Linked DNA regions of Homo sapiens: region 1 is linked to region 2. A link is a loop called in an ENCODE intact Hi-C map of the cell type or tissue named here. Cell type or tissue: CD4-positive, alpha-beta T cell. All regions are shown on one strand. Links, peaks and the distances in the headings refer to the core of each region. The heading gives the core; the rest is flanking DNA.

Region 1 (8,346 bases), core at 119-8,118, 330 kb before region 2:
TTAGTTCCCAATAGTTTTAGAACTTTCCTTCAATGCCCTGCCTCTCTCTTGTTCCTTCCAGCAACAGATCACTAACTGGCTATATGAGGTCAATTATTTTGCCTTTCGTGGTTATGGCAGAAAGCACCATATCTGCTGAGTTGCTTGTTTCTGTGATCCCACAGGTTCTGACTTTATTCCAGAGGAGACACATTTCAAAGACTGGTGAAAAGAAAGGTTTAAGAAAAGCCACCTCACCATAAAATTGCATCCTAAGAATCCACTGCACAAGGTGTGCATTCTCATACACCCCAGGAGGGAAAAAATTGGTACAATCTTTCTAGTGGTTAATTTAGAATATGTACCAAGAGACTATAAAAAATTCATAATCCTTAGTATTTTCACTTCTAGGAATCTAGCATAAGGTGAATCTGATATACAGAAAAAGTGTTTAGCTACAGAGATATTCACCTCAGTGGGAGTGAAAAAAAACTTGAGTCTAACACTAAGAGAATAGCTCAATAAACAACAGGACAAATGCCTGATAAAATCTTAAGTATCCACTTAAATGTTTATGAAGAGTTCCTAACGATATTTGAAATGCTTAAACGATTAAACTGAGAAAGCAAATTCTATATGCCAAATGTCTATGCAGCATAATTACAGTCTTTTGGTAAAAAACAAAAAACACTAACATGACCATACAAAAGCAGCTGCAAATAGATAAAAACAGAATAAAAACTGTAAAGATATACACCAAATAAAAGAGATGTTTGCCATTGAGTTGAAATATCTTTCTACTTTTTCATAGCTTCCAAAGTTACTATATTGACAATGTGCAGTTTTCTCATAAATAAGTAAACTTTGGACAGAAGCAGCCCTACACCCCTACGGAAGCAAGACCACTTCTCTGGGTCCCTAAGAACAGAACTCTAAGATTCTGTCTTTCATTTCTCATTGCCATTACCAGATTTTGCTTTGACAACTAACAAGCCTTACTTCTGTGGCCAGCAATTCTTCAGCATCATCCAAGCTCTCCACAGTAACTGCTCCACAGGAGCAAAAGTGGAAGTCTGAGGGATTTGCAGATACCAGGAGCAGGTCTAGAGTGGGAAAACGATTCGTTAAACAGCTTAAAGAAATCTGCAAGGCCTTAGAAAATAATTGGTCAATATTCGCAGTTTAGTCTACAGTTTATATCATACTTGTAAACAAGCCAAAATAAAATCCATATTTTAGACCCAAACTTCTACAATCAATGTTTGCCCTCTATTAACTTGTCAGTCATGTGTTAATGCCTCCCAAGAGAAGACAGGCTGGCAAATTCAAAAAGCGGATTCAATTGCAGCAGTTTCAATTGGTGTAAAAAAAAACAAAAACAAACAAACAACAACAACAACAACAAAAAGACACGTAATGTGTGTTGGCAAAACTCTGAAAACAGGAATTTGGCCTAGATTTATGACTGAGGGCTGGAGGATAAAAGTATTTTGTAAAATTATAAGTAGAACAGACCTGAGCTTCAAAAGCTACGAAGCAGCCAGAAGCTGGGGTCAGCGCCCAGGGAACATTAGCAGGGCAACCCTGTCACATCACATCCTCGCTATTAGAGAACTGAGTCTGTCTTTCAAGGGATCCATAAATCAGCTGCTGTGTTCAGTGCTGCACCCTGATATGTCTAAGAGTCCTGACATGATTCACTTAGTCAGGAAACATAATCCAGGCTGAAGCAGAGGCAGGCTGTCAGCCGCGCATCATCAGCTGACTTGGCAGAATCACATTAACCTTTCACTGTCCAACACTTGCTCCCAGTGAAGTTTTTTTGAGCTGATCTTATTTTTCTATTTATTGCTCAATAAAGTGAAAATCGGTTATCTTGAACTCCAAATCTCAGAAACAAAGAAATTGGGCTACATAAATGTTCATAGCAGTTTTGTTAGAAAACAAGTCAAATAACCATCTGCAGTTGAATGGGTTAACAAACTGTTGTATATTCATACAGTGGATTATTATTCAGCAAACAAAGGAATAAGCTATAAATACGTGCTAGAACATGGAAGAATTTCAAAATAATTATGCTGGGTAAAATAAGCCTGACAAGAAGAATATACACTCTATGATTTTGTCTTTAAACATTCTAGAAAATGCAAACTAATCTGTGGTGACAGAAAGCATATTAGTGGTTACTTAGGGACTGGGGCTGGGAAAGGAGGGCTCCAATGAGTGAAAAGGGACAGGAGGGAGGTATTATAAAAGATCCAAGGACACTTTTGAAAGTATACATGCATTATGTTGATTGTGGTGACAGTTTCATACACACTCATATATATGTTAACACTTACCTGTTATATACTTAAAACACGTGCAGTGTACTTTAGGTGAAAAGAACATCAATAAATTTGTTTTATAAAACTTTAAAAATAAAATTGGCCTAGCTTAAATCCAGCAGAAGGTGAATATGTGTATTTTAATAAAAATATCCTGTAAAAATTTTTACAGTACTTGTTTTTGAAATGATTTTTATTTTTTAAATTGACAATTTAAAATTGTATATATTTATGGTGTACAACATGATGTTTTGATACATGTATACATTGTGGAATGGCTTATTCCAGCTAAGTAATGTATCTGTCATTTCACATACTTTTTTTTTTGTGGTGAGAATATTTAAAATCTACTCTGTTAGCCATTTCAAGTATATAATACATTGTTATTAACTATAATCACTATGTTGTACAATAGATCTTCTGAACTTATTCAACTTTTTTAGATTCTACATGGGTGAGATCATGTGGTATTTGTCTTTCTGTCCCTGCCTTATTTCATTTAGCATAATGTCCTTCAGGTTCATTCATGTTGCCATACTTGACAAAAATAACAAGATTTTCTTTCCTTTTCTTTTGAGGCAGGGTCTCATTCTGTCACCCAAGCTAAGGTGCAGTGGCATGATCACAGCTCACTGAAGCCTCAATCTCCCAGGCTCAAGTGATCCTCCCACCTCAGCCTCCCTAGTAGCTGAGACCACAGGTGTATGCCACCATGCTCAACTAATTTTTAAATTTTTTGTAGAAACGGGGTCTTGCTATGTTGCCCAGGCTGACCTTGAACTCCTGGGCTCAAGCAATCCTCCCTCCTGGGCCTCCCAAAGTGCTGGGATTACAGTCATGAGCTACCATACCCAGCCAAGATTTCCTTCTTTTTTTAAAGGCATAATAGTATCCTATTGTGTATATATACCACATTTTCTTTATCCAGTCATCCTTCATGGACACTTAGGTTTTTTCTCTATCTCGGCAATTGTGAACAATGCTGCATTGAACATGGAAGTACAGATACCTCTTCAGGATACTGAGTTCATTTCCCTTGGATGTATTCCCAGTAGTAGATGACTGGATCATATGGTAGTTCTGTTTGTAATCTTTTGAGTGACTTTCATACCATTTTTCATAATGACTGTAGTAATTTACAGTTGACTCAACAGTGAAAAAGGGTTGCCTTTTCTTCACATCTTTGCCAACATTTGTTATCTCTTGCCTTCTGATAGTAAGACAATATCTCATTATGGTTTTTGCTTTGCATTTCCCTGATGATTATTGATGTTGAGGCTTTTCTCATAGACCTGTTGGCCATTTGCATGTCTTCTTTGGAGAGATGTCTGTCAGGTCCTTTATCCATTTTTTAATCCAGTTGTTTTCTTGCTATTGAGTTGAGTTCTTTATATATTTTAGATATTCAGCCCTTATAAGATGTACAGTTTGCAAATATTTTTTCCTGTTCATTCAGTAGATTCTCTCTTGATGATGCACAATTGTTGTATACTTTATGAAGTGAATACACAGGGTTGAGGCCAAATGTCAAGGATTCCAGGACGGAAGGACCTCTTGGTCACTTACCATCACTCCTGGAATTTATACACTAGTTGAATAGCAAGAATAGACACAATAAATAAATAGAAAGAAAAAAAGTCAAAAGAAAAAGAGGAGAAAAGGGAAAATATATGTAGGACCAAGCTATACAGACGGCAGTAAGAACTAAGGATTTTGAATGAGCCCTGTCCAAAAGAACTGAAGAAATGAGCCTTAGCTATGCCTGGAACAAGGGTCAGATATAATTGAGAGCAAAGGAGTGAAGGGGTGCTCATGGCCATGTAGAGGTCAAATAGGGGCTGGCTCTGAGGTAACATGTCACCTCATTTCCTTCGCTCCTTCAGTGGGTGACCAGCCTCTCTGCTGTGATTTCCATACCCAATTCTTTTGTAGTATGGACAAATCCTCATATTTCAGGATATGTGGACATCATCCTCATATCGTTAAGATATGCCCTCTTGTATTAAGCCTCAGGATACTCTGAAGCTCTTCTTTAGCAAACATGGATGGTAAGAGTTCCAGATCATCTTTTAAAATGTCCCCCAAAAGGACAATGGGTGCTAAAACAGGTAGACTGACAATACCCAATTTGGACCACCAGATGTCAGACTTTGCACAGTAATCAATCTCAGCAACCCCCAAAGACCGAAGAAGATAAATGAACTCAGGATAAGCATGCATTTTCCATAGCAGCCCAAAGGCATCAGATGCTTCTATTAGTAAACAGAGTTGCTCTGAAAATAATCTTGCAGTCTCTGCTGGTACCCACATTAGATCTTACGTGTCAGTTGCTCTATACCATCCAGAAACACATGTCAAGAGTGTTAGATTTGATAGGACTAATCAATGGAAGATCAAAAAAAATCCTGTTCCAGGTTGAGGTGGAGAGAAGGTGGGGAGGAGAATACGTGCTGCTTACATGACACCAATTACATCTATGGCAAAAATAATTGTCTCGTTTGCAGAGCTTTCCCCATTTGGTAAGGGTACTTTAAAAACCAAGTAGTCAAAACACTGCTAGATTTATACCATACTTAGTCTAAGCATAATGGACTGGGAGAATTGTTCCCATCAGTTTACTAGCCTGGATCTGTAATCTTACCCTATGTCCACTTCTGTGGGAGCATTGTTGTCCTCAAAGGCTTACCTCAAATGCAATACCTCGGAAATCAAATCAGCGTGTAGTTCTCCCCTTCCAATGACTTCCTATGCCACTTTAAATGGTCTGCCATGGCCTGCAATGCACTGCATGGTCTGGCCCCTGCCTATTTTACCCTACGTTACCCTCTCTACTCTACCACCCACAGTGGCCATTTTGCTATTCCAAGAATAAATCAAATGCATTATTGCCTCAGGACCTTTGTACTCACTGTTCCCTCCTCCTGGGATTTTATTCCTGGAAATCTTTGCCTACTTGCTCCCTTACTCATTGAGGTGTCTGCAAAGAATGTTGTCTTTTCAGAGAAATTCCCTGACAATTTCATCTAAAATAGAACTATCCACAACCCTACCAAACCCCATTTCTTTCTGTCCCCTCACTGTACTTTATTGTTCTTTATAGACCTGCCATATAACCTACAAAGAAATTAGATCATGGTTTTTTTTTTTTCTTTTTTGAGACAGAGTCTCACTCTGTTGCCCAGGCTAAAGTGCACTGGCACATTCTCAGCTCACTGCAACCTCCGCCTCCTGGGTTCAAGTGATTCTCCTGCCTCAGTCTCCTGAGTAGCCAGAATTACGAGCACCTGCCACCATGCCTGGCTAAGTTTTGTATTTTTCGTAGAGACTGGTTTTTACCATGTTAGCCAGGCTGGTCTCAAACCCCTGACCTCAAGCAATCCATCTGCCTCAGTCTCCCAAAGTGCTGGGATTACAGGTAGGAGTCACCACGCCCAGCCTAGATCATGTATTCTTTACTCATTTGTTGCCTGTCTTCCATACTAGACTATAAGCTCATATGGGCAGAGGCCTGTCTACCTCGTTCACCACTGTACCCCCTATGATTAAAAAGCAGTGCCTGGTGTACACATAGCAGCTCCATAATAAATATTTGTTGAATAAATACATGAAATTCATTCCCTTATTCCACATTTTTTTTCTTATTTTATGTTTATGGCACTATCATTCTCCTAATCAAATCACAAAACTTGGGGATATTTTTGACTGACTCATCACTCTTCCTCATTCTTACATTCAGTCTCTACCAAGACCTGTCTATTCTTCCATGCATCTATCCCTTTTCCCCCACCCTTCCATTCTCAGACACTCTCTTAGATCACTGTCTTGTCATCTCATACTGGGACATTTGCAATCCCTTCCATCCAAGTCTCTGCCTCCACACCATCCTGCCCATTACCAGCTTAATCGTCCCAAACACTGCCTTCAATAAATCATGACCTCCTATTGCCGCACCCCCCACAACACACTTGCTCTGCCAACTCCCTGAGTTCAGAAACCATCGGAATAAAATCTCCACTATTCCTCTGTGCAAACCTTTTCCTTTAATCAACCTGGTCTCTCTGTTCCCTGCTCCTGCTTTGCCCTTTCCCAACATTGTGTACACTCTTCCTCCTACCAGAAGTAGCCTCCACTCTTCACTTTGTCTGACTGAATCCCCTTCCCATTCTTCATATCCCAACCTAAATTCCCCTTCTTTATAAAACTCCCTGAGCCAGACACGGTGGTTCACACTTGTAATCCCAGCACTTTGGGAGGCCAAGGTGGGAGGATTTCTTGAGGCCAGGAGCTTGAGACCAGCCTGGCCAACATGGTGAAACCCCATCTCTATTAAAAAAGAAAAAAGAGAGAAAACTCCCATTGACCACCACACACTATGATGCTATTTCCCTCCCCTGGTCCTTATCTATACCACCCATGTAGCTCTAATTAAGGCCTTAAATTAATGCTTTTATACACACACACACACACACACACACACTCACTCACCTCTGCTGGGCATCCTACCCATTTCCAAATACTCTGCTTCTTTTTGCTACCAAATTGAAAAAGAAGTGTTGCTATTTACTGTCTGTCCATATAAAATTATACAACACTAGTTCTATAATTGATTCAATTCCCTAAGTTTTAAGGATGAATATACTGAGGTCTAAATAGGCTAAGAAACTTACCGAATAACACTTTTTCATCCCCCAAATATGACTTATTTTTCTTGTTTTGGAATAACCCTAAGCTCCAGAATCCTACACTTACCATGAAGCTCTTTTTGTCCAGATAGAATTTGATAGAATATGTGGTAGTTCCTCTCTCCAGCCTGCTGGAAAATCACCCTGGACTTTTCAAGCAAATCTGGATGATGAGAAATGAATAAAAATTCATACTTAGGCATTCTTGCAAAATGTAGAAGAAAAGTAATCAGGCTGAGCGCAGTGGCTCACAACTGTAATCCCAGCATTTTGGGAGGCCAAGGCAGGAGAATCACTTGAGGCCAGGAGTTTGAAAACAGCCTGTGCAACATAGTGAGACCCCATTTCCACAAAGAAAAATTTTTAAAATTAGCTGGGCATGGTGGCACATGCCTGTAGCTGCAGCTACTTGAGAGGCTGAGGTAGAGGATTGCTTGATCCCAGGAATTCGAGGCTGCAGTGAGCCATGATCATGCCACGGCACTCCAGCCTGAACAACAGAGTAAGACCCTGTCAAGAAAGAAAAGAAAAGAAGGAAGGAAGGGAGAAAAAGAACGAGAGAGAGAGAAAAGGAAAGAAAGAAAGAAGAAAAGGAAGGAAGGAAGGAAGGAAGGAAAGAGAAGGGAAGGGAAGGAAGGGAAGAAAAGAAAAAAGTAATCAGACAGTGCAATGACTACTTACAGATATCAATGTCCACAGATGACAGCATGCCTCTGGCACCAAAGTGCATCCTGATGAATTTGCCCTAGTGTGGACACAGAACACAGTCAGACACAAAACACAGTTTCCTATTCACATTTTCCAAGCACTTGCAATGGCTTCATTATATGTAACTCTCAAAAGGACTACTTCCCCAGAAGTAAAAAACAAACAAAAAAAAAAAAGAAAGAAAGAAAAGAAAAGAAGAGAAAAATGCAATGTGGGTTTGAGATGAGACAGCACCAGCTAATATCTGGAGGAAGCCAGAATGATTGTCAGGACTAGCAGTGGTTCTGGCTTGTAGCCCCAAATCTGCTGATTGCTACCTGTGTATTCTTGTGGGCATTGTGAAATCTCTCTGGGCCTCACTGTTCTTATCTAAAGATGAGAAAAATATTTCCTCAGCATATTTGTTTATTCATGCAACAAACATTCATTGAGCATCTACTAAGATCCAGGTAACCTTCTAGGCACTGGAGATACCGCACAAAAAAAATAGACATGGCCCCTACCCTCATGAATCTTATAGTCTACTGGATAAGCAGCTACTGCAACAGCTCTGACATAAAATCACAAGAAAAGCCAATATCTTAGAATTTAGAAAGTCAGAGAAAGGGGGGGCATAAAATGGAGTCGAAGAGGTAGACAAACTCCATATC
Region 2 (8,286 bases), core at 287-8,286:
CTTTATAACAGTAATCTTGTAAAATGCTTTAAAAATAAAGGATATTTTTAGTGTTTAATTTTTAAGACTTCTTGTTCTGTAAGGCATGATACTTGTAATAAAAAGAGAAAAATCTGATGCTAAGTCTATGCATTGTTCTATTGCTTTTAATTTGCTTTTACCTTTTTTGTCTGAATAGTCATGCTTTCTGGAGGACCTTATAGTCTAAACTCAATGAAAATATAAATACTAATATAGCCTAATCAGAATCAATTGCAACCTCATAATCAATTTTGAATAATTTCACTGTTGAAAATAGCATAATTGATAGCCCAGGTGGCCCCTCCACTCCTTTCTCTCATCAAGCTGTTTGCTTACTTTGTACTAGCTTCAGTATGACTAAACAGCAATTCACCAGAATAAATAAAAATTACAGAGAAGTAAGTAGTGTTTCAATAAAACAAATATTATAAAGAGCCTTTAAAATAAGGGCACAGCTTTTATTCCAATTATAACACTAGTGCATGTTATTGTAAGTAATTTAAACAATAGCTAAATACATTTGTAAATACAATATCTATTCAACAGCTTGGAAACCCTCTCTCTCTCTCTCTCTCTCTCTCTCTCTCTCTCTCTCTCTCTATATATATATATATATATATATATGAATATATATGTGTATATATATATCTATATATGTATACATATATACATATATACACACACACGCAGATATAAGAAAATACATTATAGTGATGAAAATTAATTATAAAAATGATAGATGATCATCAAAAAAGAAGTTTGAAAAACTGGGCCTCTTTCTACACTCTGACCCATTTTTCTGAAACTCTGAATGGCAGCTGCCATTTTGACATGTTTTTCATTTTCTTTTGGCAACAAAACATCAATTTTGTTGGCCTTAATATTTTTATTTCTTGGCAGGTGCCCATCAAAACCTCCCCCCAAAATTTCCTACAACATCTCTAACTGCTTTAAGCTTGTCGAGACATTTCTGCTTAGTCTAGCTTTCTTTGAAATTCCATTTTGATAACCCATCTCATTAAAAAGTACTACAGAGGCCTCATGTTTATTTATGATTTAAACATGGCTCATGAAGCCATCATTCAAATCTCTGAATGCACTTTCTAATATATTTTATAACAAATAAATATCCATATGCTTTTTTATATTCTGATAATGTTTCCATGTGCTCAGCCATCTATATTTAATGAAAAGCTATTTTTTTTTTCCTGGCAAATTTCAAACATCTATGGAGCTAACTAATGTGCAGGCACGGACTTCCTGTGTGACCTTGGACAATCTTGTTACATCTCCGTAGATTATTTAAATCTATGGAATGGAACATTGTAATGAAGATCACTTTTCAAAAATATTGTAATAATTAGAAACTGTGAAGTGGTTCAGATTTATTAGCCTAAGTTTTTACCATTTAGAGATGTCAATCATGCATAGGAGGTACATTAACCCTTTTAAGCCATAAGGTAATCACTCAACAGGTACTTCAGGCTCTTTCTGAAGCAGGACATATCCTTCCTAATGTCTCTTCTGCTCTTGCCTTCCCCAGCTTCCTGCAGCTGTATGGGTAAAGTCATACCCTTGAGGCAGGGAAGCCCTTAGACAGCTGCTCTCCCAACAGGTGGGTTTGCTTTGGGTCTCTCTTCCTGTTGGGCTGCTCTGAGAGATACTTCTGAGCAAACCACAGAGTTCCTGCATTTTTGCCTGAGTCATTCTTGCTGAGTTGACCTTCTCTCCATTCACAGCCAATAATAATTAAACACCGTTTTTTCTGGAATTGCACTTTATGGATCAGCTGGGATGAAAGCATCTTCCTTCCTTCTTTCCCCATCCTCTGCGATAATTTTGTTCTAACAAAGGAATGCTAGCACCAAAATTTCCAGTCCTGAAACCCTTTCTCTTTCCAATGTCCTCTGTAAGCTCGAGTTGTGGGCATCTACTTTGCCCATATTCCAAGGTCTTGCTTAGGTAACCTCTGTAGTCCTTTCTTGAGCCTAGGACTTCTACTTTTCTTACCAGTTACCCTCTTTCAGGACCAAAGCTCAACTCCTCAAGGCCATAACTAGGCCCTCTCCTCTCAAACTGATTTATCAGGTGCCCGAATCTTCCTGAATGTCTGGGATTCAACTTTTCAGCAGTCTTCCTCCCTACGTTCCATCTAATTCTAAGATGAAACCTTCTGATTCTTTGTTGTCCTCTGATCCCTACATGAACCTGAGGCTGCTGTTCCCTGAAGTCTTGTTCTGTCAGCATCCAGGCCTGCTTCATAAAACCTGTCACTCTGCTAATGGTTAGCGGCTGAACAAAGAGTCCTCTGGCCAAATAAGTTTAGAAAAACTCTGATAAAAATATTATTTGGGTTTCCTTTTCGCAGGACTTACCTAAGCCTTTAATATGCATCTACGGAGGTAAAAATAAAGCTATATATTTTTTCCAAAGATATTTGTTGAAGAAACATTTGTCTTCTGCGTTTCTTAAAGGCCGAGTGTTCTATGGAACATACTTTAAAAATCCCTTTTAAAGAAGCTTAGACCAGAGAATCTCCAAGGTCTCTTTCAGTTTTACAGCCTCTGAGTCAACGATTCACCAAAAAATATTTTGGGGGGGAGTGATTGAAGTGGAAAAATGTGTTAGTGTTTAGCCAGCTTTGTCCAAAGGATAAGATGCACTGTATTTTGCTTACTAGGGAGTTATTTTCTATAATGGAAGACAAAGAAAGCACAAGACACCCATGGTTTTGTTTGTTCAATCACTGAGAGTAAGTCTCAATTATTGAGACTTACGATGTGCCGGTGTGCTTAATTCTAGTTATGAAATTTTAATAATGAATAATATAGATTCTATTCCTTATATGAGTTTCCAAAAGCATTGTCCAGAACATCTATATTAAAATATCTTATCATATACAATATATGTAATTTAAAATGCACTCAGAAAATCTGCTTGTTAAAATGCAGATTCTAGTGCTTCACCCTAAATAGTCTAATTTAGACGGGCCCAGGATTTTAAACTAGCATCTTATAGCATACTTATGTACACCAACATGTAAGAACTGCTGCTATTAAGATTCTGGGATGGTGGTTGAGAACAGGAGCTTGTTGTCAGGTGGCTCTAGATTGGACAGAGAAACTCATACTGATAAGGTGAGGATTGTCAGGAAATAAGGCAGGCATCTAGCCTCGCATTAAGATGAGGTATAGAAGGCAACTGATACATACTAAGTGCTCAAAAAATATTAACTCCCTGTCCTCCATCATGGCTCAAGAAAATACAACAGCTGAGCACACCCACGGGTTGCTTACTATTTACTCATCAGTTTAGTGTATCTTATTTTGTTTCCATGTGAATTTACTTGTGAAGAGATGACTGGATTCTCTCCAGAGATAGGAAGATCCCTCCTGGTTTAATTCCTACCTTTATTTATTTATTTTTCAATTAGACTCAGGTATTGATAAAAATTCAAATGTCAGATTACAAAGGTGTGTGGGATTTTTCTTCCCACGTTACACAATTTAAGTCGACTGTTTTCAGATCAAAACTCAAGACAACTCCTTCACCACATTTCCTGTTTGTAACTGAAACAAAGTACACACAAAAGATTTTAAGAAACAGAAGAGAAAAGAATCCGAGGCACAGATAAAGATAAGTTTTACTGTCATGCTGCTTTTAACATAACAGAGCAACATCACCTAGGAAAAAAGTTTGTAGGAGGATTTTTAATCCATATATTTGTCTTATGGCTAGATAAAGATTTCTCTGAAAAAAAGAAGCATGTCAGGTAAGTGGCATTTTAAACTTTTTGTTCCATTTGTGTGTCTAAAAATTCACTTAATTTCTAAGTCCTAACGAGAAGACCCTTAGTATTTAGAAAGTAGTTATTTTAAAAATGTTGGATAACTTTTAGTGTAATTAAAATATATTTTGAAACATGTTAATGAGTATAAGTTGACATTTTTCTTTTGAAAGAAAAATGTGGACAGCATTTTAGAACGTAAATCTAATTACAGCTGTTCAGTAAGTGTTCACTGATAATTATGCCATGTGAAGTACTTGTTATTTTTAAAGAAGCTTTTGTTGACTATGTGTATTCCTCTTTAGTTTAGTTTAGCTATTAAACAGGATAAGTGTAATTCTAATTCCTCAGAGATTAGGCACTATAGTATTTTCTAGAAAGCAATGCAATTGTCAACATTCAGAGAGACAACAATTTTGAAAAGGCCAGTGAAAATTCAATTGCTGTGAGATTAATCATGAGGGTTAGATCCATATTCACTCGCTGTTGTGAAAGGGTTGGATCCATATTGACTCACTGTTATGAATCCATGTTGATGGTTCATTCCTCCTGTATTATTTTATGTACTTTTAATTTATTAAATAAACATCTTTTTGTTGCAAAAGGAAACATGCATATTATGTAATGTGGGAGAACTGTGAAATATATATATTAAAAATTCATACGTATTTTCCATCACCTTAAAAACACAAAATATGTTTTATTTCCTTTCAAATTTTATTTATATACATTCTATATAGTTTGCTTTTCATAACTGAAATAATAATGTACATAATATATCCAGCTTTTTTCACTAACATAACCATGTCCCTTTTAATATAACTTCTGCATAATCATTTTAAATGAATGCACAAAAATGATATCTATTCAGTTATAGTTTAGTCATTTGTTTATTGCTGAACATTTATGTTGTATACAGTTTTTTTTGTTTGTTTTTTTTTGAGACAGAGTCTCTCTTTGTTGCCAGGCAGGAGTGCAGTGGCGCAATCTTGGCTCACTGCAACCTCTGCCTCCCAGGTTCAAGCGATTCTCCTGCCTCAACCTCCTGAGTATCTGGGACTACAGGCGCGTGCCACCACGCCTGGCTAATTTTTGTATTTCTAATAGAGACAGGGTTTCATTATGTTGGCCAGGATGGTCTCGATCTCTTGACCTCATGATCCGCCCGCCTTGGCCTCCCAAAGTGCTGAGATTACAGGCGTGAGCCACTGCGCCCAGCCCTGTTGTATACAGTTTTTAAAAATATTTTTACATGACAGAAAGATGAACAACTCTATAGCTTTTTCTGTAGTAAGGGTTATTTTTTCAGAAAACTTTCTAGAACTGAAATTATTAAGAGATTATGGCATTTTAAGTCTCATTATTGCCAAATTGCTTTTCCAAGAGTGATGCCAATTCCCTCTCATTCTAGCAGTGCTTCTCCTTCACAGGCTGATCTCCTTTAAAAAATCGTCACTAATCTCATAAGCACAACATGCTAACTCATTGTTCAATATGCATTACTTTGATTATAATGAGGTTGAACATTTTTGCATGGATTTTTAAACTGTTTATAGCTATCATTTGTGATAGTCTGATGACCTCTTTTGCTTAATTAGTATGCTTTGTACTTTTAATACCAATTTGTATAGGCCAGCTATGGAGTAAAGATTGCATATATTATAATTTCTGTGAATTGGCTTCCATTGTTCTGTTTGATGGATCTTAAAACCAATTGATTACATAAATCACACAGGGACCATAAGCTGGCATACAATTTTCATACCTCTCCTTATCTTTCCCAGTTCATACTTTAGCAAAGAACAAAAACAAGTGTCCCAATTTTTCTAGTGCCCTGCAAGAAATGAACATAGCATTACTAAGTATAATTCCATGAGCTGATGATGATGGGGAACTCAGAAAGCATGGGAAGACCAAAGACGGTGAATATGACATTCCTCTATTTTCAGGACTAATTAATTCTAAATTTAGAACAGATATGGTAACATTTCCTCCATCGCATTTTGTAGTTCAGACTTCCCCTTTGGGTTTAATACAGGAGCTCCTACATCAACAGTTGAGAACTTTTACAATTTCACAGAAGAGATGCAAAGACAAAGTATTTAAAAACCTCACAGGTATTAAAAGTCAAAACAAAACAAAATTTCACATGAAGGAAGAGAATCAGATGATAGTATTTTTTATATTTAGATAGGTAAAATAAAAAATAAAATAAATTTGAACACACACAAAAGAATAATTATTTCTAGTTAAGTAAAACTACGTATGAAAACAAAAACCCAAGTATTTTCTTTTTTCCTACCTATATGCCTGTAGTCACTGCATCATCCATAATGTTCTGGTATCATAATTCCTGCTGTGTTTCTGCATTTACATAAAATCTGTATTAATGGAATCAAATGGTGAAAACAAGTCTTTGGTCTATCATTAATTTAAATAATGATTCACAATTTAGTTTACTCATCTTCATTTTTTTTAAAAAAAAGGAGTCTCATTGTCTTTACTCAGTTTTATCTTCTCTTGAGCCTCATCACCTTTTGAGGACAATGAAATCCTTTCTTTTAGAGACTAGGTGGGACTAACGTGTAAATTATCTTTTAAACTCAGATGGGTCAAAGACAATGTTTCTCCATTTAATTTAGGTAATATTATGAATTGGGCAGTGTTTTTAAGGAAAGTCAATCCAGGAAAGATTGTCAATTAAAGATCATAGTTCCAAGAAATAAATGTCCCCAAGTTGCTAGTGAATAAGAGAAATCATTATTCGGCACTTTCCCAGACATTTTTGATTACACTTAATCTTCTCAGCATTCCTGAATTAAAGGGAAGAGATGACAAAATTAATAGGCCTTCTTGAAATATTAAAAGAAACATCATAAAGTATTTTATTGGATGAAAGTTGCCATACAACCATGCCATCTTCAGAGGATCTTACTAAGGTTCTTCTCAAATAAGAAACAATAAGTATACATATAAATGAAGTCACTAAATACAGAGAAAGACAAGTTCATCTACAGCAGCACTTTAATCTCAGTAGAATTTCTGAGGTTTACCAATCTCAGGTAAAGTTTAATTGTAGAAGCAATGAAGAGTCTAGCATTGGAGGAATCATAATTTACTCTCTTCTGTCCTCCACCTCACTCTCATATTTATACTTTCTTCAATTAAATTAAGTAAAGTATTGATTGAGGGGAATCATGATGTGCTAGGAAGAGGTAGCCTTAATGTAACACAGATGAAGATATGAAATCCAGTTTTACAATTGTCTTAGTGAGATTCAGCCACACAACTGGTGACTACTCTCATTCCCTTTTCCACAGTTTGAAAATAGGTATCCAAAGCTAATATTACTATTTTCTCTTTCCCCATCACAGCCCACTCCCCAACACACACCATTTACTTCTCAAATAACCCCCTGTTCATAATAGACACATAAGGTCAGTGGATTTCAGATTTGCATTAAAAACAGCATGGTATTTTACTTGAAAGCCTGGAACTGATTTGCGAGCCCCCTCCTGTGCTAATATCCATGATTCAAATGTCTTTTATTGTGGGATGATGGGTAGTGGTTGGGATTGTGCGTGTAGTGATCATGTGTCACGTTCAAAAAATCATCAAGAATGTGCCTTATTTAGCACCAACCACCACCATGGTAAGAAAAACTCATTTTATAAGTAGACTCATGGGGATCATAATACTGCTATTGAGATTTCTGGGTGCCTAAAATAAATATACACATTCATGGAATGCAAAAAGACGTTCATTGCTCTGACAGAGTTTACAAGCCAAGGAAAGCCATTAAGAGAAGCTATATGCTGTAATATACTATAAACTCATACACTTGTCTCAGTTAAAGATAGCCTGAAGTAAAAACAATTAAGGCATTATATTTATTGCTTTTTCTATTGCTAATTGTTTAAGTAAAGGCTTCTGTGTAAATCAAATCTGCCAGCAGAAAGACATTATATTTGCTTAGCTGGGTTTCCTTCCAGAGCACATGCAATTGTGAATTTCAAAGACAGTGCCTGCCAATTACTGTTGGCTTTAAGGGAGTCAGAGGTTTTATAATTAAACCCACCACTATTAGCCCCTGGTAGTTGGAAGCTGGAGAGAAACTTAAATCATGATTTTCCTAGCTGCCATTCCTCTCTGATAATTTCTCGAGTTCTTCGGCTTTTTAACAGTGTAAATAGCTGAATTCAAATTGTGTGGGAGTTTTTTTAAATTGATCAAAGCTATATAAATGAAAGTAATTACAATTAATGAATATTGATACTAAAGGTTACACTTGTTGGGTAAAAAATTTTAAGCACTTTGTGCATCCAGTATTCTAAGAGGCACTGTCTGTACTAAGTAGATACCCACAGGAATATGGAGATATTTATACTGCATATTTAGAATTACTGGGTAAGGGGAGGTATAAAGTATGTGTGTATGTGTGTGTGTGTGTGTGTGTGTGTGTGTGTGTGTGTACGTTT

Evidence for each region. Peaks named below come from ENCODE experiments on the same cell type or tissue, not always from the same donor. Only the 100,000 strongest peaks of a DNase experiment are listed, where the experiment ranks them.
Region 1: a loop joins it to region 2, with 2.8 times the contacts of the local background. A loop is called at or near these places in 11 of 110 quality-filtered maps.

The regions. Positions count from the first base shown.
Region 1 is chr3:108,485,445-108,493,790 of GRCh38, forward strand. It overlaps MYH15 (myosin heavy chain 15), which reads right to left. Exons shown (of 41, transcript NM_014981.3): 8 at 7,670-7,733; 9 at 7,056-7,151; 10 at 979-1,082. Among named protein-coding and RNA genes, the nearest start is that of MYH15, 21 kb to the right of the region's middle. In CD4-positive, alpha-beta T cell, for the core only: CTCF peaks have their summits at 4,408 (motif pointing right) and 4,615; a DNase peak (open chromatin) is centred at 4,447.
Region 2 is chr3:108,819,142-108,827,427 of GRCh38, forward strand. TRAT1 (T cell receptor associated transmembrane adaptor 1) reads left to right here and starts at 3,645. Exons shown (of 6, transcript NM_016388.4): 1 at 3,645-3,793. The coding sequence starts at 3,787. In CD4-positive, alpha-beta T cell, for the core only: no CTCF peak of the experiment used is centred there; DNase peaks (open chromatin) are centred at 1,640, 3,100 and 3,560; H3K4me3 peaks cover 6,653 bases; H3K27ac peaks cover 5,073 bases.